Linked DNA regions of Homo sapiens: region 2 is linked to region 1. A link is an interaction called in ENCODE POLR2A ChIA-PET data of the cell type or tissue named here. Cell type or tissue: MCF 10A. All regions are shown on one strand. Each heading gives the region's core, and the rest is flanking DNA. Links, peaks and the distances in the headings are about the cores only.

What was found. ChIA-PET counts read pairs that join two places held together with the same protein. Peaks named below come from ENCODE experiments on the same cell type or tissue, not always from the same donor. Only the 100,000 strongest peaks of a DNase experiment are listed, where the experiment ranks them.
Region 2: POLR2A ChIA-PET joins it to region 1 with 7 read pairs; 2 of 35 experiments call an interaction of 5 or more read pairs at or near these places.

What each region holds. Positions count from the first base shown.
Region 1 is chr21:31,468,594-31,473,964 of GRCh38, reverse strand. It overlaps a transcript of TIAM1 not described here. Among named protein-coding and RNA genes, the nearest start is that of TIAM1-AS1, 88 kb to the left of the region's middle. RefSeq lists an enhancer at 2,402-3,365. In MCF 10A, for the core only: no CTCF peak of the experiment used is centred there; no DNase peak of the experiment used is centred there.
Region 2 is chr21:31,523,432-31,528,802 of GRCh38, reverse strand. It overlaps a transcript of TIAM1 not described here. Among named protein-coding and RNA genes, the nearest start is that of TIAM1-AS1, 33 kb to the left of the region's middle. In MCF 10A, for the core only: no CTCF peak of the experiment used is centred there; a DNase peak (open chromatin) is centred at 2,612.

The DNA.
Region 1 (5,371 bases), core at 87-5,086:
CTTCTTGTGCAGCCTGCAGAACTGTGCGCCAAATAAACCTCTTTTCTTTGTAAGTTACCCAGTCTCTGGTGTTTTTTTATAGCAGTGCAGGAACAGACTAATGATTCTGCAAGTCTCCAGTGCAGGGCGGCACCAGCTAAGGTGACAGAGGAGGGGAAAATAGTGATTTTATGGAACTTATTTCAGACTTTGTTACGGACAGTGGAGGCCACTGATTTAGTGATTGTCTCAATCCCTGGCTCACTCGCTGATCTTTGACTGTACTGGGACCCCTTTCCTGCTACTTTTTCTCTCCACTTCCGGTTGTTTTCCTTGTGTGCCCCTGCTAAAGGTTTATTTTCCATGAGGCCCTCAGACTGACGGGAGGCCAGCTGTGCTCCAGGGGCCACCAAGAAGCCAACATAGTGACCTGAAAATTACTCCAACAGCAAAAAAAAACAAAATTAACCTTAAATCAACCTGGGATCTAATATGCAACTCAGCAACTTCTAAGCCATGTTTTTTTTTTTTTTTTTTTTTTTTTTTTTTTTTTTTTGAGATGGAGTCTTGATCTGTCCCCCAGCCTAGAGTGCAGTGGCACGATCACGGCTCACTGCAAGCTCTGCCTCCCAGGCTCACGCTATTCTCCTGCCTCAGCCTCCCGAGTAGCTGGGACTACAGGCACCCGCCACCACGCCCAGCTAATTTTTTGTATTTTTTAGTAGAGATGGGGTTTCACCGTGTTAGCCAGGATGGTCTCGATCTCCTGGCCTCGTGATCTGCCCGCTTGGCCTCCCAAAGTGCTGGGATTACAGGCGTGAGCCACCGTGCCTGGCTGCCATGTTCTTTTTGTAAGTAACTAATTCTGGGAAGACAACAGAGTGGGAAAACCCCAGAAAATGCCTGAAACTCCACAGCATCTTTCTGTTTACCGAGGCCATTCCCTTGCCAGCTCCAGACCGTGCATCTTTGGTACCAGGGTCAGGTGATGCCTGGATTGAGTGAGGGGTGAGGAAGAATTTCCACATTTGACTGGAGTGCGAAGACTTGCAGCAGATCAGATCAATTACTGTAATGACGGTGAAAATACCTGCAGAGGACAATTTCTGATGCGTACGCCATGCCAAGCTCTGTTCAAAGCATTCTGCTTATATTAATCCTTAATCCTCCACTAATCTTGTTAGCTAGATGCTGTTATTATCCCCATTTAACAGATGAGAAAATCTATGTGAAATGTGCATGTCTATTGTAAGTTTAGGAACATTAAATTACAGAACCCATCTTAGGATCAAGGCCATGTAGTAGTAGGCTCATGGGCTGGTGGTGCCAGTATCTGGAGCACAGAGGCCTCTTTGTTAATGGTCCTTGGAAACTCACTGAAACATGCGGGGCATGTGACAGCCAGCATCTATTGAGTTATTGCTGCACACCAGACACTATTTTTATTTATTTATTTTTTTTCAGACAGTCTTGCTTTGTTGCTCAGGCTGGAGTGCAGTGGCACGATCTCGGCTCACTGAAACCTCTGCCCCCTGTGTTTAAGCGATTCTCCTCTCTCAGCCTCCCGAGTAGCTGGGACTACAGGCATGTGCTACCACACCCAGTTGATTTTTGTATTTTTAGTAGAGATGGGGTTTAGCCATGTTGGCCAGGCCGGTCTCAAACTCCTGCCTTCAAGTGATCTGCCCGCCTCAGCCTCCCAAAGTGCTGGGATTACAAGCGTGAGACATTGAGCCTGGCCCAGACACTATTCTGATAACTTTGTTTGAATTTATTTAAACCTCACAGAAACACAGGTACTATGATTATGATCATCCTGATTTATGGATGAGGAAACTAAGTCACAGAGAGATGATATAACTTGCACACGGCCGTCCAGTCAGTTCATGGCAAGACCAAGTGTCCACCGAGGCTCCCCATCCAGGCTCTTAACCACAACAGCCTTGTGCCTCTGAGCTGAGGACACTGACACAGCTGGAAAAGGGACCACAGCATGGGAGATGGAGATCATTGTAGGGCTCCCTGTGGACTCAAGGCTCCCGCCCCTCTCAGGTGGCATTGCCTGGCTGGCTTGCCACTCCCTTTATTATTATTATTATTATTATTATTATTATTTGAGATGGAGTTTCGCTCTTGTTGCCCAGGCTGGAATGCAATGGCGCAATCTCAGCTTACTGCAACCTCTGCCTCCTGGGTTTAAGTGATTCTCCTGCCTCAGCCTCCCGAGCAGCTGGGATTACAGGCACGCACCACCATGCCTGGCTAATTTTGTATTTTTAGTAGAGATAGGGTTTCTCCATGTTGGTCAGGCTGGTCTCTAACTCCTGACCTCAGGTGATCCACCCGTCTCAGCCTCCCAAAGTGCTGGGATTACAGGTATAAGCCACCTTACCTAGCCCTTGCCACTCCCTTTGGGCAAGGGCCCTGTGGAACTGGGAAGTTGATTCCATCAACCTCCCTTGTCACCTGCTGTTTGTTTGTACCCGTGATCACCCCTGCAGGGAAGAAAACAGAGAAGAGCTCTGATACTAATCCCAACACACATCTGAAGGCATTTACTGGGTCTTGGTGACATGCAAAGCACATTTTCTCCTTGACCCCACAACAGCCCTATGAGGTTCATTCTGAATGATCGTGTCTGTGTGGTAAAGGGGGGAACCGAGCCTAGTGGGAGGGGGCCGCTGATCCTCCCCACACAGCTCCTGAGGGGCGGATCTGGGCTCCGGAAGGGCTGACCGATGCCCACCGGGGCAGGAATCTGCAGACAGCTCCGGGCTTCGTTGTGCCCACCTGGGCATTTCCTGTGTGGTCCGCTCTGCTGTTCTCTTGTCTCCTGAGTATTTTTTCCCTCCTGGTTTGCTGCCTGGAGACTCTCAGCAGCCCGGAGGTTTTCAGAACAACACGATGAGATTTTCCCCAGCCCCGGAACTGCTTTTGCTGTTGCTTGTGCATCCGACACCTGCTGGGCTGATGAGCTTTGCAAATGTCACTGAGTGTTGAGAGGGAGCTGTGAGAGATTTGCAGGAACGCACCATCCCAGCTGCCCCCTCGGGGGTGGGTGGCGGCTGGAGGGGTGGTGCTGGTCCTTCCTCCAGCCCAGCTCCCCTTGGCAAGGGAAGAGGTGGCATTCCTGCTCATGGAGCTGACCTGGGTACCCACCACCTGCCGGTTCCTCTCTCTTCTCCTGGGGAGACAGTGGCTGTTTCTACATGGTTTTCCCGGCAGCATTGTCTCTTAAAATTTTTGGTCACCTTTTGAGGATATAGAAACATTTTGACCTTTTCCTTTCTGGATTTCTCTTTTCAGAAAAATGCACACATACACACAATTTTGTGTAGAAAATTCGAGGTTTTAGCCAGGTGTGGTGGCTCACACCTGTAATCCCAGCACTTTGGGAGGCTGAGGCGGGTGGATCACCTGAGGTCAAGAGTTCGAGACGAGCCTGACCAACATGGTGAAACCCTGTCTCTACTAAAAATACAAAATTAGCCAGGCCTGGTGGCATATGCCTGTAATCTCAGCTACTTGGGAGGCTGAGGCAGGAGCATCGCTTGAACCCTGGAGGTAGAAGTTGCAGTGAGCCGAGATCGTGCCACTGCACTCCAGCCTGGGCAACAAGAGTGAAACTCTGTCTCAAGGAAATATAAATAAGTAAATAAATAAATAACATTTGAAGTTTTCAGCCTGGCGTGGGAGCTCACACCTGTAATCCCAGCACTATGGGAGGCTGAGGTGGGCAGATCGCCTGAGGTTAGGAGTTTGAGCCCAGCCTGGCCAATATGGTGAAACCCTGTCTCTACCAAAAATATAAAAATTGGCCAGGTGTGGTGGCACACACCTGTAGTCCCAGCTACTTGAGAGGCTGAGGCAGGAGAATCACTTGAACCTAGGGGGCCAGGGGTTGCAGTGAGCTGAGATCGCGCCACTGCACTCCAGCCTGGGTGACAGAGCCAGACTGTGTCTCAGAAAAAAAAAAAAAAAAAATTCAAGGTTTTCACTGACACTCGTAACACTCGGAGCCTCCTCAGACAGTGCGCCACACCTGCCCCTACCCATGCCTGGAAATCTAGCTTAAAAATCAGGTTCTCTGTTTCTTCCCTCTCCATTGAGGGCAAAGATAGAAAATTGATTTTTTTTTTGTTTGTTTGTTTTTTGAGATGGAGTCTCGCTCTGTCACCCAGGCTGGAGGGCAGTGGCGCGATCTTGGCTCACTGCAAGCTCTGCCTCCCGGGTTCACACCATTCTTCTGCCTCAGCCTTCTGAGTAGCTGGGACTACAGGCGCCCGCCACCACACCCGGCTAATTTTTTTGTACTTTTTTTAGTAGAAATGGGGTTTCACCGTGTTAGCCAGGATGGTCTCCATCTCCTGACCTCGTGATCTGCCTGCCTTGGCCTCCCAAAGTGCTGGGATTACAGGCGTGAGCCACCGTGCCTGGCCAGAAAATTGAATGTTAAATTCTCTGCCCCTCTTCTTCTTCTACTGTTGTCAGTCAGAGGCTTGGCAGGAAAGTATATCGCACACTCACAGGTGACAGAAGAGAGTCACGAGAGAAAGTGTTTTCACGGAGTTAAGAAAAGCAGACAGGCTGGGTGCAGTGGCTCACACCTCTAATCTCAGCACTTTGGGAGGCTGAGGCAGGAGGATTGCTTGAGCCCTGGAGTTTGAGACCAGCCTGGGCAACATAATGAGACCCTTTCTCTACCAACCCCCCTGCTGCTTCCCAGATTAGCCAGGTATGGTGTGGTGGCGTGTGCCTGTAGTCCCAGCTACTTGGGAGGCTGAGGGGCAAGATCATGTAAGCTCAGCACGGGAGTTCAAGGCTGCAGTGAACTATGATCGTGCCACTGTACTCCAGCCTGGGTGACAGAATGAGACCCTGTCTCAAAAAAAAAAAAAAAAAAAAAGGGATTGGTTCCACTGGGGCAGCAGGAGGAAGCCCCTTTGTTCCCTAGAACTGAAGCCTGAGAGAAAAAGGGACTTGTGATCGAGAGACCTCCAGGTGCTGCTGTGGGGAGGAAGCAGGGGGTCAGTGTTCCTACTGTCTTGACCCTCTTCCGACAGTCATCCCTGCCCGTGGTGCCTCCCCAGGGCCAGAAAGTGTGGAAGGGCAGCCTCCCAGGCACAGATCCCAGAGGAAAAAGAGGAAAAGTCATCTGAAGGGCAATCTGAGAGTATTTAGCACGTCGCCCTTCTAGGTTCGTTTTTTTTGAGATGGAGTCTCGCTCTGTCACCCAGGCTGGAGTGCAGTGGCACCATCTCGGCTCACTGCAAGTTCCGCCTCCCGGGTTCACGCCATTCTCCTGCCTCAGCCTCCCAAGTCACTGGGACAACAGGCACCCGACACCACGCCTGGCTAATTTTTTTGTATTTTTAGTAGAGACGGGTTTCAC
Region 2 (5,371 bases), core at 221-5,220, 55 kb before region 1:
TTTAGAGTCTTGCTCTGTTGCCCAGGCTGGAGTTCAGTGGTACAATCTCCACTCACTGCAACCTCCGCCTCCCGGGTTCAAGCAATTCTCCTGCCTCAGCCTCCCGAGTAGCTGGGATTACAGGCACACCACACCATGCCTGGCTAATTTTTTTATTTTTTTAGTAGAGACAGGGTTTCACCATGTTGCCCAGGCTGGTCTCAAACTCCTGACCATGTGATCCGCCCGCCTCGGCCTCCCAAAGTGCTGGGATTACAGGTGTGAGCCACCGTGACCTGCCTATTTATTTTAATTTTTATTTCTGTTGCCCAGGCTGGAGTATGGAGGCGCGATCCTAGCTCACTGCAGCCTCCATCTCTTGTGCTCAGGGAGCTTCCTGCCTCCGCCTCCTGAGTAGCTAGGACTGAGTAGCTAGATGCACCACTATGCCCAGCTAATTTTCAAATTTTTTGTAGAGACAGGGTCTTGGTATGTTGCTCAGGCTGGTCTTGGACTCCTGGCCTCAAGCAATCTTCCTGCCTTGGCCTCCCAAAGTGCTGGGAGTATAGGGATGAGCCACTGTGCCTGGCTTTGGGAAGTATTTTAAATAGAGGTCACATACTTAGTGCATTGATAGTGCTGCCTCTTCCCTGGAAGAAATATTTTCATTGATCGGCATCCCCCCTCCCTGCTCCCTTAATCTCCCTAGTTATCTCTTTCTCTCTGTCAGTGAATGTTGTTTAAACACTGAAGTCTCATCAATCTTGTACGCTGGAAAGCCTAGAATCACTAGTTTAGGGCTTCCCATCTCAGCTATATTAACACTGTAACACTTGTATCAACAACAGTCTAGCATCCTGTTGGAATTAACACACATGGTGCTCCCACTCTGTTCCTGTTTGTGTAGGGAGAAGCAAGACATTTCCTTGGGAGCAAATCTGTTTCTGAAGGGTAGTGATGGGCTTGATCAGGGGACTCAATGTGATCAACATTGAGAGACTGTTGACCACAAGTGGCCCAGGTGAGTGGAGACTGGGACACACTGAGGAGATTCTAAGCATTGGGTTGGGACTGGTGGCCTTTAAGATCATATCTGTATTTTAGGATTTTGTGATAAGTGACAGGGTGGAATGGGGTGGGGCAGGTGGCTGATAGATGGGTGATTTTAGCTCCATCCCTTCCCTCTGGGAATGTCTTAACACCCAATCAGAAGAAAATGGTTAAAACTGGAGAGTCAGCTGTGAATTTAGTAATCCATCAGGGCAGATGGAGAGCTGGCAAAAATGTGTGCTAGGTCCCCATGCTCTTCGAATGTCTCACTCATCTTTGTCTTGATCTTTTAGATACTCAACGTGTTTGCTATTTAAATAATAGATTGTAGTTTAAAATCACTTCCACTTGAAATCAGGCCCTCTATTTTTAGAACTTTCCTGCAAAGTTGAGAGGCACCTAAATGTGGTCTTTTTGTGTCTCTGGGCCTCCTCTAAGATTCTGATAACCTGAGTTTACCCTACTCATTCTCTACCAAAATTTTCTATTTAGAAAATGCTTGTGTGTCAGCATGAGTAAGTCCCACGGAGGAGTTTCAGCTTAAGACAGGGGGAGGAAGCTGGGTTAACAGAGGCAGGAGGCATGGAGAGTTTTGCAGGCTCTGTATTGGTGTGCAGAGCTTCTAGGCTCCAGCTGTTGCCAAGCAGGAGTTAAATCTAGTCTCTGTGTTGGAGCCCAGTTTCTCCGGTGTCTGTTCCACAGTGTGTGGCCCGGATATCTTTGGAAGTCTTTGGAAGCTTGATGGAAGATCAGGAAAGAGTATACAGCTTTTGGCCAGGCGTGGTGGCTCACGCCTGTAATCCCAGCACTTTGGGAGGCTGAGGCAGGTGGATCACCTGAGGTCAGGAGTTCGAGACCAGCCTGGTCAACATGGCAAAACCCCGTCTCTACTAAAAATACCAAAATGAGCTTGGCATGGTGGTGCGTGCCTGTAGTCCCAGCTACTTGGGAGGTTGAGGCAGGAAAATCGCACGAACCTGGGAGGCGGAGGTTTTAGTGAGCTGAGATCATGCCCCTCTACTCCAGCCTGGGTGACATAGGGAGACTCTGTCACAAACAAACAAACAAACAACAAAAAAAGAGAATACAGCTTTTGAGATTCCCATAGATATATGATGAAGGTAAAGTACATGATGAGATATGTGACCCCAGGCTTACTATCACGATTCCCACCTGTGGCCATGCAGGGTCTGCATTGTCGTGGGAAAGCATTGTCATATCGTCTTAGAAAAAAAGGGAGTTTCCTCATGAGATTTCCTCTCCAAGTGATTTGCTGAGCAATTCTTTTTCTGTTCAGAATGACTTAAAAGGCTTAGAAGGTCATTAATTTGCTAAATGAACTCAGCTCATGGAGCCCCTGAGCATAGATAAAATAGTTACGGAAACCAGAAGTTTCCAGAAGTTTCCGCCGTGCATGCACTCATCAAAGTCAGCAGAAACAGTCAGTGGAGCCTTTGACCTCTTTTAGTTTTGCTGCTTGCTTCCCGCTGCCTTCCATCTTCCCTGGTCACTTGTTTCTTATCCTTCCCTCTTCAGTCTCCTGCTGTGAAGACCCAGATCTCATCCTGTTTGCTTACTCATCTGCCCCAGGGCTCAGTGCTGCTATGGGGGTGGCACCCCTGCCTGCCAGGCCTGAACACACAGCATGGTGGTGAGTGCCCAGACAGGGAGAACTGCAGACCAGGTTCAAAGCAAGTTGTGCTCACTTGGATGAGATAATTTTTTTTTTTTTTTTTTTTTGAGATGGAGTCTTGCTCTGCCACCCAGGCTTGAGTGCAGTGGCGTGATCTCGGCTCACTGCAACCTCTGCCTCCCGGGTTCAAGCGATTCTCCTGCCTCAGCCTCTCGAGTAGCTGGGACTACAGGCGCCCGCCACCAAGCCCAGCTAATTTTTGTATTTTTAGTAAAGGCGGGATTTCACCATGTTGGCCAGGCTGGCCTCGAACTCCTGACTTCAAATGATCCACCCATCTCAGCCTTCCAAAGTGCTGGGGTTACAGACATGAGCCCCCGTGCCTGGCGTCGGATGACATAATTAATGTGTCACCCTCTCATTTTATTTCTTCATATAATAAGAGTCCCTGGTACAGGGGTTAATAGCATGGACTCTGGTGCCAGACTGCCTGGGTTTGAATTCTGGCCCTGCTAGCAGTGTGACTTTGGGGAAGTCACTTGGCTCTGTGCCTCAAGTGCCTTGTCTATAAAATGATGATTCCTAATAGTTGGGGTATTTGTCCCCTCCAAATCTCATGCTGAAATTTGTTTCCTAGTGTTGGAGGTGGGGCCTAGTGAGAGGTGTTTGGGTCTTGGGGGTGGATCCCTCATGAATGCCTTGGTGCCATTCTCACAAGGAGCGAGTTCTCGCTCTATGAGTTCCCGTCAGATCTGATTTTTTTTTTTTTTTTTGAGACGGAGTCTGGCTCTGTCGCCCAGGTTGGAGTGCGTGGCGCAATCTCAGCTCACTGCAACCTCTACCTCCTGGGTTCAAGTGATTCTCCTGCCTCAGCCTCCGAAGTAGCTGAGATTACAGGTGTGCGCCACCATGCCTGGCTAATTTTTGTGTTTTTATTAGAGACAGGTGTCACCATGTTGGCCAGGCTGGTCTTGAACTCTTGACCTCAGGTGATCGGCCTCCCAAAGTGCTGAGATTACAGGTATGAGCCACCGCGCCCAGCCTCAGATCTGATTATTAAAGAGTCTGGCCCCTCTCTCTTTTCCTCCTCCTTGCCACGTGACATGCTCGCTCCCCCTTTTCCTTCCACCATGAGTGGAAGCTTCCTGAGGCCTCCCCAGAAGCAGATGTTGCTGCCATTTTTCTTGTACAGTCTGCAGAACCATGAGCCAAATAGACCCCTTTTCTTTGTAATTACACAGTCTCAGGCATTCCTTTGTAGCAGCACAAATGTACTAAGACAAGGATGTGTCTGCCTCCCTGAGATGTTGGGAAGAGCAGATGAATCACATGATAGAAGTTTGGAATGGTACAAGGCACACACTAAATGCTATGTAAGTTTTTGCTGTAATTATCTAGCTAAAGGAGCATTGCATGATAAAATGGATATAAAACTCTTGGGCATAGTGTTCAATACACTTCAGCTCTTTTGCTTATAAGCTTGGCAGAGAGAGAGTAAACTCTGATTATTCCTCCTGATTTCCCATTAGATTTTCCATTTTTCTATTTCAAAGCTCTCAGGATCAAACCCTTCACCAGCAAATGCTTTTTGCCATCTAGCAAGAGAATATACTTTTGAGTCCAGGTTCTGGGATTCACTAGCTAATATAGTTGGATGTCCCCTCCAAATCTCTTGTTAAGATTAACTCCCGGTGTTGGAGGAGGGGCCTGGTGGGAGGTGTTTGTGTTGTGGGGGCGGATCCCTCTTGGCTTGGTGCAGTTCTTGCCATAGTGAGCCAGTTCTCGCAAGATCTGGCTGTTGTAAAGTGTGACACCTCCCTCTACTCTCTCTTGCTCCTCCTCTGCCATGTGAGACTCCTACCCCCACTTCACCTTGCACCATGAGTAAAAGCTCCCTGAGGCTTTCCCAGAAGCCGTGCTTCTTGTACAATCTGCAGAACCATGAGCCAATTAAACCTCTTTTCTATATAAATTACCCAGCCTTAGGTATTTCCTTACAGCAATGCAAAAGTGGCCTGACACACTAGTCTTGGAAGTGTATCCTGAGTCTTAGCTTTTTTTTCACCTGAGCATTGGTAATTATCACCCCTGCAGAGCAGGCAGAGTACACTATTTTTTTTTTTTGAGTTGGGGTCTGGCTTCGTCACCCAGGCTGGAGTGAGCATTGGGAATTATCATGCCTGCAGAGCAGGCAGAGTACATACTATTTTTTTTTTTTTTTTTGAGATGGAATCTGGCTCTGTCACCCAGGCTGGAGTGCAGTGGCGCGATCTCAGCTCACTGCAACCTCCACCTCCCGGGTTCAAGTGATTCTTGTGCCTTAGCCTCCCGGGTAGCTGAGATTACAGGCCACCATGCCTGGCTAATTTTTGTATTTTTAGTAGAGATGGGGTTTCACCTTGTTGGCCAGGCTGTTCTCGAACTCCTGACCTCGGGTGATCTGCCCGCCTTGGCCTCCCAAAGTGCTGGGATCACAGGGGTGAGCCATCTTGCCCCACTGAGTACGTACTATTATCTCCACTTTATTGATGAGCAAACTGAGGTTCAGAGATGAAGAGATTTGCCCACAGTCACACAATTAGTAAACAGCTAGGTTGAGCCTGGAGGCTTCAGGCTGTATCCCTGATGTCTGGGAGCTTTTGCTATTTCATGCTGCTGCCCTGAACTATTAGTCTTCCTTCCTCACTTTCAAAATCCAGACATCTTTCT